Linked DNA regions of Homo sapiens: region 1 is linked to region 2. The links are chromatin contacts, found by Hi-C or POLR2A ChIA-PET in ENCODE. All regions are on one chromosome and are shown on one strand. Each heading gives the region's core, a stretch centred on a gene start or an enhancer-like site at or near the end of the contact. The rest is flanking DNA. Distances are from core to core; before and after follow the strand shown.

The links. A loop is a pair of places that touch in the nucleus more often than their neighbours do. ChIA-PET counts read pairs that join two places held with the same protein, here RNA polymerase II (POLR2A).
Region 1: a loop to region 2 is called in a map with no recorded cell type, with 4 times the contacts of the local background. The contact joins two enhancer-like sites. A Hi-C loop is called at or near these places in 1 of 37 single-sample maps with no recorded cell type. POLR2A ChIA-PET finds 5 or more read pairs at or near these places in 1 of 52 experiments (OCI-LY7).

The regions. Positions count from the first base shown.
Region 1 is chr12:93,970,204-93,977,585 of GRCh38, forward strand. All of the region lies in intron 2 of LOC105369912 (a long non-coding RNA gene), which reads right to left. Among named protein-coding and RNA genes, the nearest start is that of PLXNC1, 170 kb to the right of the region's middle. Within about 2 kb of position 2,593, at least 2 of the 41 ENCODE cell types and tissues checked have a DNase peak (open chromatin) inside an H3K27ac peak, as active enhancers do.
Region 2 is chr12:92,743,193-92,750,355 of GRCh38, forward strand. PLEKHG7 (pleckstrin homology and RhoGEF domain containing G7) reads left to right here. Exons shown (of 17, transcript NM_001377329.1): 10 at 2,286-2,399. Among named protein-coding and RNA genes, the nearest start is that of PLEKHG7, 44 kb to the left of the region's middle. RefSeq lists an enhancer at 2,552-3,751. Within about 2 kb of position 3,164, at least 10 of the 41 ENCODE cell types and tissues checked have a DNase peak (open chromatin) inside an H3K27ac peak, as active enhancers do.

The DNA of each region.
Region 1 (7,382 bases), core at 1,343-3,842, 1.2 Mb after region 2:
CATGGAAATGAATTAATACAAAACTGGTGGTTTGTACTATGACTTGAGATGCTTGGGAAGGGGGAGGAGGAAGAATGATAACATCTATATGATCACAAAGCCAAAATTCTTAGAGAAATACTGGCAAATATCTGGAGTGATTTTTATTCCCCATCTATCTAAACCCCTCACATGTTAAACCTATGATGATCTAACAGAACCAGACAAGGCCCTAAGAACTTTCACGTCTCTGAGCAAGGCACAGCCAAGTGCAGTGTTGGTAGATTCTGCATCCAGTCTCCGCATTTCTTGGACAAGTTTGACTCCAACTTAGATAAAAATAACAGAGGCATTTTTGGGCGGGCACAGTGGCTCACGCCTGTAATTCCAGCACTTTGGGAGGCTGAGGTGGGCAGATCACGGGGTCAGGAGATCAAGACCATCCTGGCTAACACGGTGAAACCCCGTGTCTACTAAAAAAATAAAAATACAAAAAATTAGCCAGGCATGGTGGCGGGCACCTGTGGTCCCAGCTACTTGGGAGGCTGAGGCAGAAGAATGGCATGAACCCGGGAGGCAGAGCTTGCAGTGAGCCAAGATGGCGCCACTGCACTCCAGCCTGGGCGACAGAGCCAGACTCCATCTCAAAAAAAAAAAAAAAAAAAAATACAGAGGCATTTTCAGCAGCTCCCCTTCACTTCCTGCAATTAGATTGGCTGCCCAATTTCCACTAATGCCCCATTTTCTGGCAAGTAAAACCACCATCACGGGATTAACGAGAATTACAAGTCAGGTTTTAGGCAGAATTATCTTTAGGCATTGACCAGGGCACATTTTGACCACTCCCTTGCAGTTGCTAACTAAGAGTCATATAATAGCACACTGACTACCTGCACCCATCTGGAACCCATTATTCCTATAGATAGAATCTCTGACAATAGACCATTTTACCCATGAATTGCTTAGGGCGTTTTTCAAATCCAGCAGAATGGCTGACGCCAACAAATGTAAAGACCCTCACCAAGGAACCAATTCAGCATAGGAATGCGGTTTCTTCAATACGCTGCCTGTCCCGTGACTTCACCCTTCACTTCTCAACAGATCAACAATCCCTACACGTTAGTCCATCACCTGTACAGACTCCTTAGAAACAGTATCCCCAAACCTCTTGCGGAGATGGATTTGAGGTTTTTTCTCATCTTCTCCTTTAGCTGTCCTATGATTATTAAACTCTTTCTCTGCTGCAACCCCCAGTGTCTCAGTATGCTGACTCACTGTGCATCAGGCAATGAACCTATTATAGTTACAGAAGGACTGTAAATCACAGAGTTGTCCCTTGTGGCCATGTCTGGACTATTGACCCTAGCTCCTAATCTACTTCCAGCCATTGGATCAGGGGTGGAACCTGGCTTAATTTGACCAGTTGCAGTAATTTGCTCCTTTGGGCATGGTTCATTGGTCCTGGAGTGGCCATCTGAGACAAACCAAATTAACCACGATTGTTCCCCAGAACTTTTCAAACTGGAACTAAGAAAAGAGAGCTGGTTTCATTTTGGAGGTGAAGATGTGGGCTCTGAGGCCTGGAATCTAAATGTGACCATGTGACCTACCTGTTAAAGAGATCATTTTAAGAGAATGAAGCATGGAGTGGCAGATGAGAGATGGGGAGAAATTCTACTGGCAGAGAATGTAAGTTCCCAATTCAGTTGTCCTCATAGTCCAGCTGCACTTCACATCTTCCCGCAGTTATGAGAATCCACCTCCAATAAATTCCCATTGCCTGACTAAATTATTTAAAGATGGGTTTCCATGCATAGAAATCAAAAAAAGTTCTAACTGGCTGGGTGCTGTGGTTCACACCTGTAATCCCAGCACTTTGGGAGGCATTGGTGGGTGGATCACTTGAGTTCAGGAGTTCGAAACCAGCCTGGGAAACATGGTGAGACCCTGTCTCTGAAAAAAAAAAAAGTTTTAACTAATATACCTCTCCTTACCCTTTTTGATTGTGACTTAAAGTATTCTCAGTTAAGTTCTAAGCATCTTAGGAGATGCTAGAGGCATGGGTGAGCCAAATAAATGAAGTCGCAGAGCCCCGGCATATTGCTGTGTTATGTGAGGCCAGAGGAAACCCAGGGAGTTCTTCAATGGGAATATTCTATTTTGATTTGCTGAGATCTGCTGAAGGCTCCTTCTTGGGTTAAACACAAGTATTCCCCCAGCTTGCAGAGACGTTTTTGTTTTGTTTGAAAAAGTACTGTATCAAATGCAGTCCTTTGGTTGGCAGAGCTCCTTATATATCTTCTACATCTCTTGTGGCACTTTCACATCCATTATCACATTTTTACCTCTTAAGCGTTCCTAGAGGTGAGTGAGGCCAAATGGTACATTACTATTTTAAAAGGAGGAGGCAACTGCATTCCAGAAGGATTAAGTGTTTTGTTGAGAGCTACTGAGTTTGTCCAGGACAAAATCAGCCTGAAAATTGGGTTTCCTGACTCTCAGGATTTAATCCGTGCCCTACCCACATTTGACCAAAAACAAATGAGTCTTGCGGCTTCTCTGGTTCTTAGTCTGAGAAGGCAAAGACAAGGGGCTGGGAAATGCCCCTCCAACTGGCCATGTGGACTTGTAATAAGCATGTAAATACCATGCTGGGACATGGCGGCAAGGCTCATTTGCTGCCTTCTCACAAAGTGGAATGGGAGAATTCGTTGCACGGTATTAACCAATTGGTTGCCTAGTAGTCTGGTGAAGTGTATTAAGGACATTACCAGAGCAATGTAAGCTAAGGCCAAGGAGGACAGTCTGACCAGAGGAAGACCACAGAGTATGTGTTTCTACATTTACATATGACTCAGGAGAGTTTGGCATCATAGCTGGGACCATTTTCCAAACTGAAAGAAGGAATTTCTCTACTTGCGAGGGTGGCTGGGCAGGCTCCATGGAGACAGAAGTTTGCCTGCAGAATTACTTGGCTTTGTGTATAGCTAGAGGTGGTCAACTACACTTCCCCTTCCAACAGGCAGCCAATTGGAGAGGGCTAGGGTTTGCAGATGGCTCTTCTGCTCTTCTCACCATGGCCCTGGCAAAAGCAACCATTCAGACTCCATTTGTGGTGAAAGGAAACACAGTTGAAGGGTATGTTTTACCAGGGATGAAAACCAAGTGAACCCAGGAATATATCGTGAGGCTCCTTTTTTCAGCTCAAGGCCCTGAAAAGAAAACTGAACTTTGTTGATAGTATTTGACTATTGTTCGTGTTTAAGGGCCTCCAAAATTTGGAAATGGGGGAAACAGGACTGACTTTTTAAGTGCTTAACTGTAATAACTGTAGTATTGGACTAAATGTGAAAGATCAACGGAAAAAGACAGGATGACTTCCAAAGCCCTTGGACTAGCTGGGAGTGGGAGGATGGTGGTGCAAGGGGAGGCAGTGGTTGGGATGGGCAACTGTGGAAACAGAGAAAAAAGACAGACACAGAGACAAATATTGGTGGTGCTCATTCAAACACTTCCCAATGGAAAAGAAGCCTTAGCCAATGGATTTTGGGGGTGCAATGCCACTCCTAGTGGGTAAATGTATCTAGAGGGGTATAATAGCTCTTGTGTTTGTGCCTTCACATTCTGTCTGTAAGACTATCTCTGTGTGACATGAAAGATGTACTGAGTAGCTTACTTTGCTACTGCATACCTTTGGCTTATCCAATTCTCTTTGATCTGATGTCACACTCAACAAGTAATCTCCTGATTACTGTTTAGCTCCTACAGGGAAAGAATGTATTGATCCTAGAAACTTCGGATATTCTTGTCCTTCTAAAGATGGTTTCTTACGAGAAGTGAATAACTTGGCATTCTGATGTTTTATATCAGCCTTTTGAATGTAATTAGCATGAGCCTGCCCTGAGAGACGCATGGCATGATGTGTTGACAAAGTCAGGTCTGAGCTCACCAGTCTAATTATCCAACTACTGATGATTGTAAATTTGTAAGGTAATAAATGATACACTGTCAGGCCATTTGGGAGACGGCCGGCCAACCTTCCCACAGTGGGGTATCCTGATATCACCCTGTAACTGAGAAATCACATTTGGAACTTTAATACAACCCTCTTTGAGGAAGAAATAGCTACAGCAAGGTAAAAATAGAGTGTTAGTGATAGGAGGTAGGAGTGGTGCTAAAAATGTTTATGGCATGAATATAGTAGCCGTGAGAATGTGTCTCACAGACTTCCAACCACAGGGAAGTAGCTGTGCTCTGAAATCTATTGTTATATTTGCACCGAGGCCACACTTCCAGTGGGTTGCTCCCAGTGACTGAGCATAGCAGGAATACTAAAGCGGGCCCATTCCTGGGAAACAAAAGACTCCTCTGATGGCTGATGTTGGCATGAGAACTCCCCAGCAGCCTTGCCAAATCTCTTCTAGATTGCCTAGCAGTCTAGAATGCTTCCAATCAAGCTTCCTTCCCATGCTCCTTCTTGGGGTCAGATTTTCATCATGCTCCTTACATATTTAGTCTTGTCTTTTCAAATTCCCTAAACAATCACAATGAAAAACATTGGATGAGATGTGAAAGGTCAATGGAAAAAGATAAGATGACTGATGACTTCCAAAGCCCTTGGACTGGCTGGGAGTAGCCAGGATCTTGCAGGAAAGAGATGGTATACTCAAATCGGGATACTTTGAGTACAGTTAAATAAAGGAATTGTTTTCAAAGTTATGGGCAGGGTATAGAGAAGCCACAAGGGAGAGTGTAGTTGTTCATGAATAGCTAGGTACAGCTCTCCACCCTAGGCCTGAAGGAGCAAGGGGAGAGAGCAGTTACTGAAATCCCAAGATTAAGAGGGCTGTGGGTAGAAGCTTGCCTTAAAGGCGCTAGGATCTTTGTATAAGGAATGCAGCCCATCTGCAGAATCCCCAAATGGAGTTGCTAAAGGAATCAAGACCCTTGCTTCCATGTACTGTCTCTCTCTGATCTCCTGCTTGCAATTGGCCCAGCCCAACTGGAAGCTGCAGGGAAATGAGCCTATTGATACCTCATGCGTTAGCCTCATGCATCCTACACAGGGAGAGAAAGGTGGAGAGTGGATCTGTAAAGGCAGGTGGGATGTCTCCAGCCGCAAGACAATGGTGCGCTTTTATGTGGTAGCAGCGAGCCTTCCCTTAAGGCTTTCCTATGGCAGCAATGACAAAAGAGAGCCCCGACCTGGGAAATGAAAGACACAGACTCCACTGAAGATAGTGTTGCGTGAAAGAAACAGCAAAGACTGTGAAAGAAATTCCAGCCCTGGTGTTCTGCCTGGACCTAGACAGGACCTAGCCCTGGATTGAAAACCGGAGCTATTGGTTTTTAGGCCTTGGGATATGGTGCTTTCTTCAGGATTGGACTCATGAGATAGTCTCCAAAGAGGTCAGTAGGTGGGAGGATATCTTTTCAGCCCAGAATGGGCTAATAAGATAAATTCAGAATTAAACTGCGACGACTGCTCAAAAACACAGAAAAGAAAAGGAACTGGATGGAAACAAAGGGAGAGCCTGCTGCTGGCATCTTTCTTTTTACCACTCTCCCCTGGGAGGTTTGTCCCTGTGGCATTGCAGTCTCAGTTGGAGACTTCTTGGAGGGAGCAGCAGAGCTTCTTGAGTCTAAACTGACATTGAAAAAAGGCTCTGTATTACAAGAATACATCTGAATTCATCATGGAAGTCAAGAGGAAAATGTGATTGAGGGAATTCCTAAACTCCACCCTGTCTCATCATCCCACGTCCTTATCAAGCACCATGTTTTATGGAGCCTTCCCCTGTCTCCTGGATCTGCCTACTCCTCTTCATTCCCATGGCCACTGCCTGAGGCCAATTCACCATCCTATTTGCTTGGATTACCACAATGGCTGCCTCACCAGTCCCCCTGCCTCTGGCCTGACTGAAATGTCAGTCAGGATGCTGTTGGCTATGAGAAAACTGTGACTAAAATTGGCTTGCTGTTGCACATAACCACAGGTTCCTCGTAGGGGCAGGCTCCAGAACAGCCCACCAAGGCTCTGGCCCTACTTCTTTCTGCACCTCTTAACCTTAAACTCACCCATGTGGTAACTTCATCAGGCTGGTAGATTGATAACCACATCCATTCCTGGTGTCATATCCGGTCTCTACAAAGTCCAGAGGTAGAAAAGTCCATCTCTTCTTGTGTGCTTCACTTATACAGGAGGAAACCTTTCTAGAAGCCCTCAAGGAAACCCCCCTAATGCATTTGGCCACCCAGAAGAGGGGGATTTCTAAACAAGCTGGGAGTTCTGTTAGGAAGGAAGAAGGTGGCTGCTACATCCATTTTTCTACACAGCAAACTTAATGATCTTTCTAATGCAGAAATCGATCATATCATTTTTCTGCTTAAAGTCCTTCAGTGGCCACCACTACTCTCACACAAAGCCCAAATGTCTTACATGAGCATATGAGGCCATTTTTACTATGACCCCTGTCTACCGCCCCAGCCTTACTCCTCTCCCTACCCTCTGTCCTGCAGTCATGCTAAACTGCTTGCATTGATATAAACAAGCCATGTTCTCCCCTCTTATCAGTTGCTTCTTGGCTTCTGCTGTTTCCTTTGCTTGGAGAACACCTTGCTTCTTCTGGCTTACTTGGGTCATTTTGGGAAACTCCATATAGATACCAGTTCTTCTCAGGAGGCTTCCCTTGGCCCTGCTGTGTGCTTACCCTTATACTATCCCTTGGCCTACCTTGGCCAAGCCTTCCCTTGGCCCATCTTGTGCCTACTCTTACACTATCTGGAGGTATTCAGACGACCTATTTGCCAACCCGTTTCTCTTCCCGGACTCCAGGCCACAGGAGGGAGAAGTCTGTGTGCCTACTGTAAGGAGCTGTCTGGTGCCTTAGGTAAGACTCAGTTTCTAGCATCAGACAGCCCGGATTTGGTTCTTGCCTTCAACTACTGTAACTAATCATATTCAATTACTATGAGTAACTAAGGTCACTAACTGCTTTGAGTACTCAAGGTAGTTAGTGACCTTGGGCAAGTTATTTAACTCCTCTGAACTTTTGTTTCTTCATCTATAAAGCAGGGACAATAACACTCACTATCTCATGCAGTGATTGTGAGGGTCACGTGGGATGATTTGTGTAAAGCACTTAGCACAGTGCCTGACACCAAGCTGGTGCTCAGTGAATGTTAAGCTGAATGGTGATTTGGTGAACAGAGCTGAGTCTCTCCCACTGTTCTGGGGATGTTAAAAGCACTCTGATACACGTACCTGGATACAGGGCTGCCAAGGCTAATCTTATATACATAATTGAGGAGGATGTAGGGATATGTTGGCTTCTCAAATAATTATTATACTAGGCTATGTTGCTGAATTCTTAATCCTGCCATTACAGATTGACTATTTCATG
Region 2 (7,163 bases), core at 1,914-4,413:
TACCTGGAACATTACCATTTGGAGACCATGGCAAAGCACTCACTGGCTCTTTGAGTTTCTGCCCGAAACAACACATGGCATGTCTGCTCACATTTCATCAGTACATGGCCAAGCTTACCTTCAGTGGAGCAGCTACATATCATCCTCCCCAAGAAGAGCAAAGAGATAAACAGGAAACAGTATACCTGTGCCTCACAAGAAGCTCACCAGCTGGAAGATAGGGACGTCTTGTTATTCACATGTGAGCCATCCAATGAGATAGAAACTGAGGCTTAGAGAGGTTACATAATTTAGCTAAGATCATATAGCCAATGGGTGATAGAACTGGATATCTAAGCCTGACCATTAATGACTCTATTTTTGGTGGGGGAGGGGGTGGTGGGGGTGATCAGAGTCTTGCTCTGTCACCCAGTCTGGAGTGCGGTGGCACGATCTCAGCTCATGGCAACTTCTGCCTCTCAGGTTCAAGCAATTCTCCTGCCTCAGCCCCCCGAGTAGCTGGGACCAGAGGTGTGCGCCACCATGCCCAACTAATTTTTGTATTCTTAGTAGAAACGGGGTTTCATCATATTGGCCAGGCTGCTCTCGAACTCCTGACCTCAGGTGATCCACCTGCCTCGGTCTCCCAAAGTGCTGGGATTACAGGCGCAAGTCACCGTGCCCAGCCCCATTAATGACTCTTAATCTTGGCTTCTAACCAGTTACCTCCTAGTTCCAACATTTCTCAAGCATCTCAGTGTCCATGAGAAGACCCTCTCTTTACCTCCAAGTCCTTTTCAAGGCCCAGCTATCAATATTCCCCTCCAAAATAAACTCACATCATCTTTCAAATTACTTCTTGCTGAAGCCAAAACTTGACATTGCTCCCTATAGTGTTTTGTCTTCTAAGGTCCTATAACAAAATATTTTTCTAGGTTTCACCATCTCTGACTTTGTTACTGTCACTTCTGCTAGTGGTTTTTCAGACTGGGTCTGCTTTCTCTACTCACGAGTAAGTGTGTTTTCCTTCTCCAATTTCACCACATTGGGATACGATTGGAAATTCCTTAATGCAGCCCATGAGTTATTATATTAATCAATAAACCTATCAATGGACACATAAGCTTAGCAACATGGTAGACACTATGGAATCCTGAAGAGAGTGCCTTCCAGTAACGAGCCAGAAGAATTGCTGAAGAGAAAAAGAATAACCATCATTCCCAAGAAAGACGCTTAATTGAGATGGTGGCATGTAGTTCAGTGTGCTCAGTTTACCCATTATATGTATGAATATATGTATATATAAATTAACAATTTGCCTTATTCTAAAAACAATTTTAGGTGGCTTACAAATGTGTAGTCATTATAGCAAGTTTAAGACATTAAATAAAAATAACGAAGAAAAGGGAAGACAAGCATTAGATTGAGTAAGATAAAGCGCATGCTACTAGATACAGTATGCTGAGTAGAGATGTCCCAAATTTCTTTTTTTTTTTTTTGTTTTTGGATATGGAGATGGAGTCTCCCTCTGTCACTCAGGCTGGAGTGCAATGGCGCGATCTCAGCTCACTGCAACTTCCACCTCCTGGGTTCAAGCAATTATCCTGCCTCAGCCTCCCAGATAGCTAGGACTACAGGCCCATGCTGCCATGCCCAGCTAATTTTTTGTATTTTTTATTAGAGACGGGGTTTCAATGTGTTGCACAGGCTAGTCTCGAACTCCTGAGCTCAGGCAATCCGCCTGCCTCACCTCTTAAAGTGCTAGGATTACAGGCGTGAGCCACTGCGCCCAGCCAAGATGTCCAAAATTTCTACATGTTTAGAAGCCAGCAAAATTAAATGCATGGAAATTTTTGAGACATATCAGATGAAAAGTTAAGTGTCCTTACTTTAATCACTTACTATCAATACAAGCTTAACATTAACCAACAGGGTCACCCAAATCAAAGGCAGTATTTGTTACTGGGTGTCCTGGAGGGTGTGGCACCTGAAGAAAGCTTAAACAGAAGTAAAAGGGTGAATTAAATCAAGACAGCCTAAATAGAATTTTCTTTAAGTATAGGGAGAAAAAGACTATTTATTCAGGTGTCAACTGTTTATTATGAGAGTACGATATTCTGTTAAAAGAATGTTTATGTGGAGATTACCTTTGTATTTCCATGCAGTTGTGGCGCCTGCTTGATCATGGCGACTCCTCCACTTTTCCCTGTTCTAGTTAATGATAAAAGTGAGGAGAAACACTCTTTCAGGGCTCAATGCTCTCCTTAACTTGTGTTCATCCTCCTTCTGCTCTTCCTTTCTTGCAGTATTTCCGAGGGAGTCTCTGTCAGAGCCACCAGACCTACTGCCTGAACTATTCAGCTGCTATCTTTTATCTTGAGAGCCTGAGGCAGAGAGATGACTTTGGAATTTATTTAAAAGTAAAGTATCATTTTCTTTTCTTTTGTATTTTTGCTGATGCTTTTTGGGTGTCACATGTACTGGGAATGATTATATCTAAATTAAATGGGAAAGAAGAAAACAAAATGATCAATAATATGTTTTAACTACAAATCTGCTTTCCTCATAAATACATTGTCCACTGCACACTTAGGAATATTAAATGGTGCACATCTGGAAAGATTATATTATCTAATATCCCTCCTGAAATGTTGGCTGGGGCTTAAAAATGTTTTCTTGGTTCATTATGCTATTTGCGGTAGAAATTGGTACATTGTAAGGAGAAAACTATATAGTAAGAACCTGAGCTTTGTGACTTAGAAGTTTGGCTCTTGCAGGAGTTAGTTCCAGCATAGAAACTTGGGACATCATTTACACTGTATTCTACATGAATGCTGCCCCCTTGATTAGAGTATAAAGCACAATGTCAATGTTGCCTCTGGAGCTGTGCCAATATGGCAGCTCTGGGTCCCACAGCATTAAAAGAAGAATTTTCTGCCAGGGTCCTTCAGCATTTTCTAGTAGCCAAGCCTAAAACCTATCTCCCCTGACTTCTCTAATTCTGTTGGTCCCTGCTTTGATATTTCTTTAGTCTGAACTGAACCTTTTCAGTCCTGTGCCAGAGCCCTTTTGGATCATCCAGAGAAAATGGTCCAAGCCTTTCCAGAAAACCAGCTCTTCCCTGCAGCTGCGAGAAGCCCCTGCCAGAGCATGACCTCAGAGGCTTGGGAGGAAAGGCTCCCATGGTTCCCAATGACTCAGCTGTGAATCAGTGGGCTTCCGCCCCAGCCTTGATATGCCAGGAAGCCTGGGTGTGCCAAGGACGAGAAAAGGGGAATAATCTTAGGGAAGAGACTTGGCCATATTTTTGTAGCTTCAGCCCTTTAGTGTTTTTTTTGCTACTCAAACTGAAAGGTGATAGCTCATTAGATTTCCAAATGCATGAATAATCATATTGCAAATGTTTCCCCTAGAAGCTGATGGATTACACTCTTAGCTAGGCCCCCAAACTGGGAGAATCCAGGTTCCTTTCTCTCCCTTCCAAGCTGGGAAAGAGATTAATTTAACAAGGTCCAACTATTGTTTTCAAATAACTTTGGAAAATCCTATATACATATATTCAAAGCCAGATGATTTTTGACAAAGGCACCAAAAACATACATTGGAGAAACAACACTCTCTTGAGTAAATAGCATTAGGAAAACTGAATATCTCGATGCAGAAGAATGAAAGTAGACCCCTATCTCTCACCATATGTAAAAATCAAATAAAAATGAATTAAAGATTTAAGTGTAAGGCCTGAAACTATAAAACTGGTAGAAGAAAACATAAAAGAAGCACTTGAGGACATTGGTCTACACAAATATTTTAGGGCTAAGACTTCAAAAGCATAGGCAACAAAAACAAAAATAGACAAATAGTACTATATTAAACTAAACGGCTCCTGCACAGCAGAAGAAACAACAGAGTAAAGAGGCAATCTGCAGAATGGGAGAAAATATTTGCAAACTATTCATTTGACAGGGGACTAATACCTAGAATATACAAGGAACTTGAAGATCAAAAAAATAAATCCCATTACAAAGTGAGAAAAGAATCTGAGTTGACATTTCCCAAAATGAAACATACAAATGGCCAACAGGTATATGAAAAAAAAAAAATCTCAACATCACTAATCGTCAAGGAAATGCAAATCAAAACCACAATGAGATATCATCTTACCCCAGTTAAAATGACTACTAAGATATCATCTTACCCCAGTTAAAATGGCTGCTATTTAAAAAGATAAAATAAAATAAGAGATGCTGGCAAGGATATAGAGAAAAGGGAACTTTTGTACACTGTTGGCAGGTATGTAAATTAGTGCAGTTGTTATAGTAAACAAAATGGAGGTTTCTCAGAAAACTAAAAATAAAACTACCATTATCCAGCAATCCCACCACTAGGTGTTTAGCCAAAAGAAATAAATCAGTGTATCAAAGGAATACCTGCTCCTCCCATGCTTATTGCAGCACTATTTACAGTAGCCAAAATATAGAATCAATCTAGTGTTCATCAACAGATGATTAGGTAAAGAAAATGTAACATATCTGTGCAGTAGACTATTATTCAGCCAGAAAAAAGAATGAAATCTTGTCACTTACAGATAAAACTAGAGGTCATTAAGTGAAATAAGCCAAGCACAGAAAGACAGATATTGCATGTTCTCACTTGTATGTGGGAGCTAAAAAAGTTAGTCTCATGGAGATAGAGAGTAGGATGATGGTTACCAGAGGCTGGGAAGAGGGGAGAAGGGGATGAAGAGAGGTCGGTTGATGGGTGCAAACATACAGTTATAGAAGGAGTAAGTTCTAGTGCATGATAACCCACTAGGGTGACTATAGTTAACAATAATTTATTGTGTGTTTCAAAATAACTAGAAGATTTGAAATGTTCTCAACATAAAGAAATGATGTTAATAATTATGGTTATGGCTATCCTAAATACCCTGATTTCATCATTACACATTGTACACATGTATCAAAATATCATGTGTGCCCCATAAATATGTACAATTGTATATGAATAAAAATGTGTGTGACATCCAGGGATATTTTGGGAAAGGTAGTAGAGGATAAGTGCTGTTATAACACATGATGCTTTTTTTTTTTTTTGAGACAGAGTTTTGTTTTCTCACCCAGGCTGGAGTGCGGTGGCACAATCTCAGCTCGCTGCAACCTCCGTCTCCCAGGTTCAAGCGATTCTTCTGCCTCAGTCTCCAGAGTAGCTGGAACTACAGGTGCCTGCCACCGTGCCTGGCAAATTTTTTATATTTTCGGTAGAGACGGGGCTTCACTATGTTGGCCAGGCTGGTCTTGAACTCCTAACCTCAAGTGATCCACCTGCCTCAGCCTCCCACAGTGCTGGGATTACAGACGTGAGCCACCGCACCCAGCTCACATGATGCTTTTATAACGCATAATACTTCACCAGACACTTTCTCAAACATCTCTTAATTCGGAACACAAACCTGTAAAGTTGATTACATTGTTCCTTTGTGTCCCTGAGGCTCAGAGAGGTTAGATGACATTTGCAAGGCCACATAGCCAATAGGTGGCAAAGAAAGAACCATAGCAAGATTTTCAGGCAAAAAAATCCAGTGCTCTTCATATCAGAACTATTTCCAATTCCTTGGGGCTATGACCCATCACCATGGAACTATTAGCCTCATGAAACAAAGGTGAGAGGTCAGGGAGAGACTCGCAGATACCCAAGGTGACTAGTGTTTGAGCCCTTGCTATGGCCTAGACACTGTGCTACATGCTGGTCATCCATCCTCTTCTTGTCTACACACTAACTCTGCAGAATTTGATATTGTTCCCGTTTTTCAGGAGTTTAGACAAATTAGGCAACATGCTGAAAGATATGGTTGTTCTAGGGCAGAGGTAGGATTGAATTCAGACCTGTCTGAACCCAATGTTGAATCTCCTACAATGTTCTGTTGTAAACAACGTTCTTGGAGAACGTAAACCTATGCCATGTTATGGGCTGCCTGAAATCGACCTATAAATGCAGTGGGATAAATTTACCCTCCACACCACATGAGGCTAAGCTTTATGAATGTATGTACTTTATCCTGGTGTACATTAATGGGATTAGAATTCTTCCTACTGTTTGTTTTTTAATTAATTAATTTATTTATGTATTTATTTATTTATTGAGACAGAGTCTGACTCTGTCACCCAGGCTAGAGTGCAGTGGTACAATCACAGCTCACTGCAACCTCAGACTCCTGGGCTCAGGTGACCCTCACACCTCAGCCTCCCACATAGCTGGGACTACAAACATGTGCCACCACACCTGACTAATTTTCTAATTTTTATGGAGATGGGGTCTCGCTAGGTTGCCCAGCTTGTCTCAAACTCCTAAGTTCAAGCAATCCTCCTGCTTACTATTTTAGAAACAAAACGATGCAGAGGAAGAAACTGGGAACTTCGTACCAAGTCTCTTCGTGTGGCACAACTAACAATGGCTAAGAACTCTAGCTGCCATGGACTGAGTGTTTGAGATGTGCCAGGCTCTGTTCTAAGCACTTTGTGAGAATTATCTCATTAAAACCTCTCACCAACCTAATGAGGTAGTTACTCTTGTTATCAACATTTTACTGATAATTTTTAGAAAGGGTAAGTAAATTTCCTGAGGTTCCAAGAATTCTGGTTGCCCCATCCTAATGCTGCATCCCACTAAGACAAATTTATTAGGATATTTTATTTTATTTTATTTTATTTTATTTTTTATTTTATTTTATTTTATTTCATTTATTTTATTTTATTTTATTTATTTTATTTTATATTTTATTTTATTTTATATTTTATTTTATATTTTATTTTATTTTATTATTTTATTTTATTATTTTATTTTATTTTATTTTATTTTATTATTTTATTTTATTATTTTGGAACAGGGTCTCACTCTGTCACCCAGGCTGGAATGCAGTGGCACCATCATGGCTCACTGCAGCCTCAACCTCCCTTGCTCAAGCGACAGGACATATTTTCATCTGGGGCCCTTGAATCCTTTCACAGTTCCCCTAAGCATATTGGATACTTATTATAAAGCAAAAGTAGCCTCTATTGATCTAGACTTATCAATAAAAAGGCCTTTTATGTCCAATCTCTCTCAATGGAAGTGTTATTTGCCTTCCCTAACGGACCTGAAAAATGAAGTCAATAGAGAGATGAAAGGAAAACTTACAGCTTTACTTT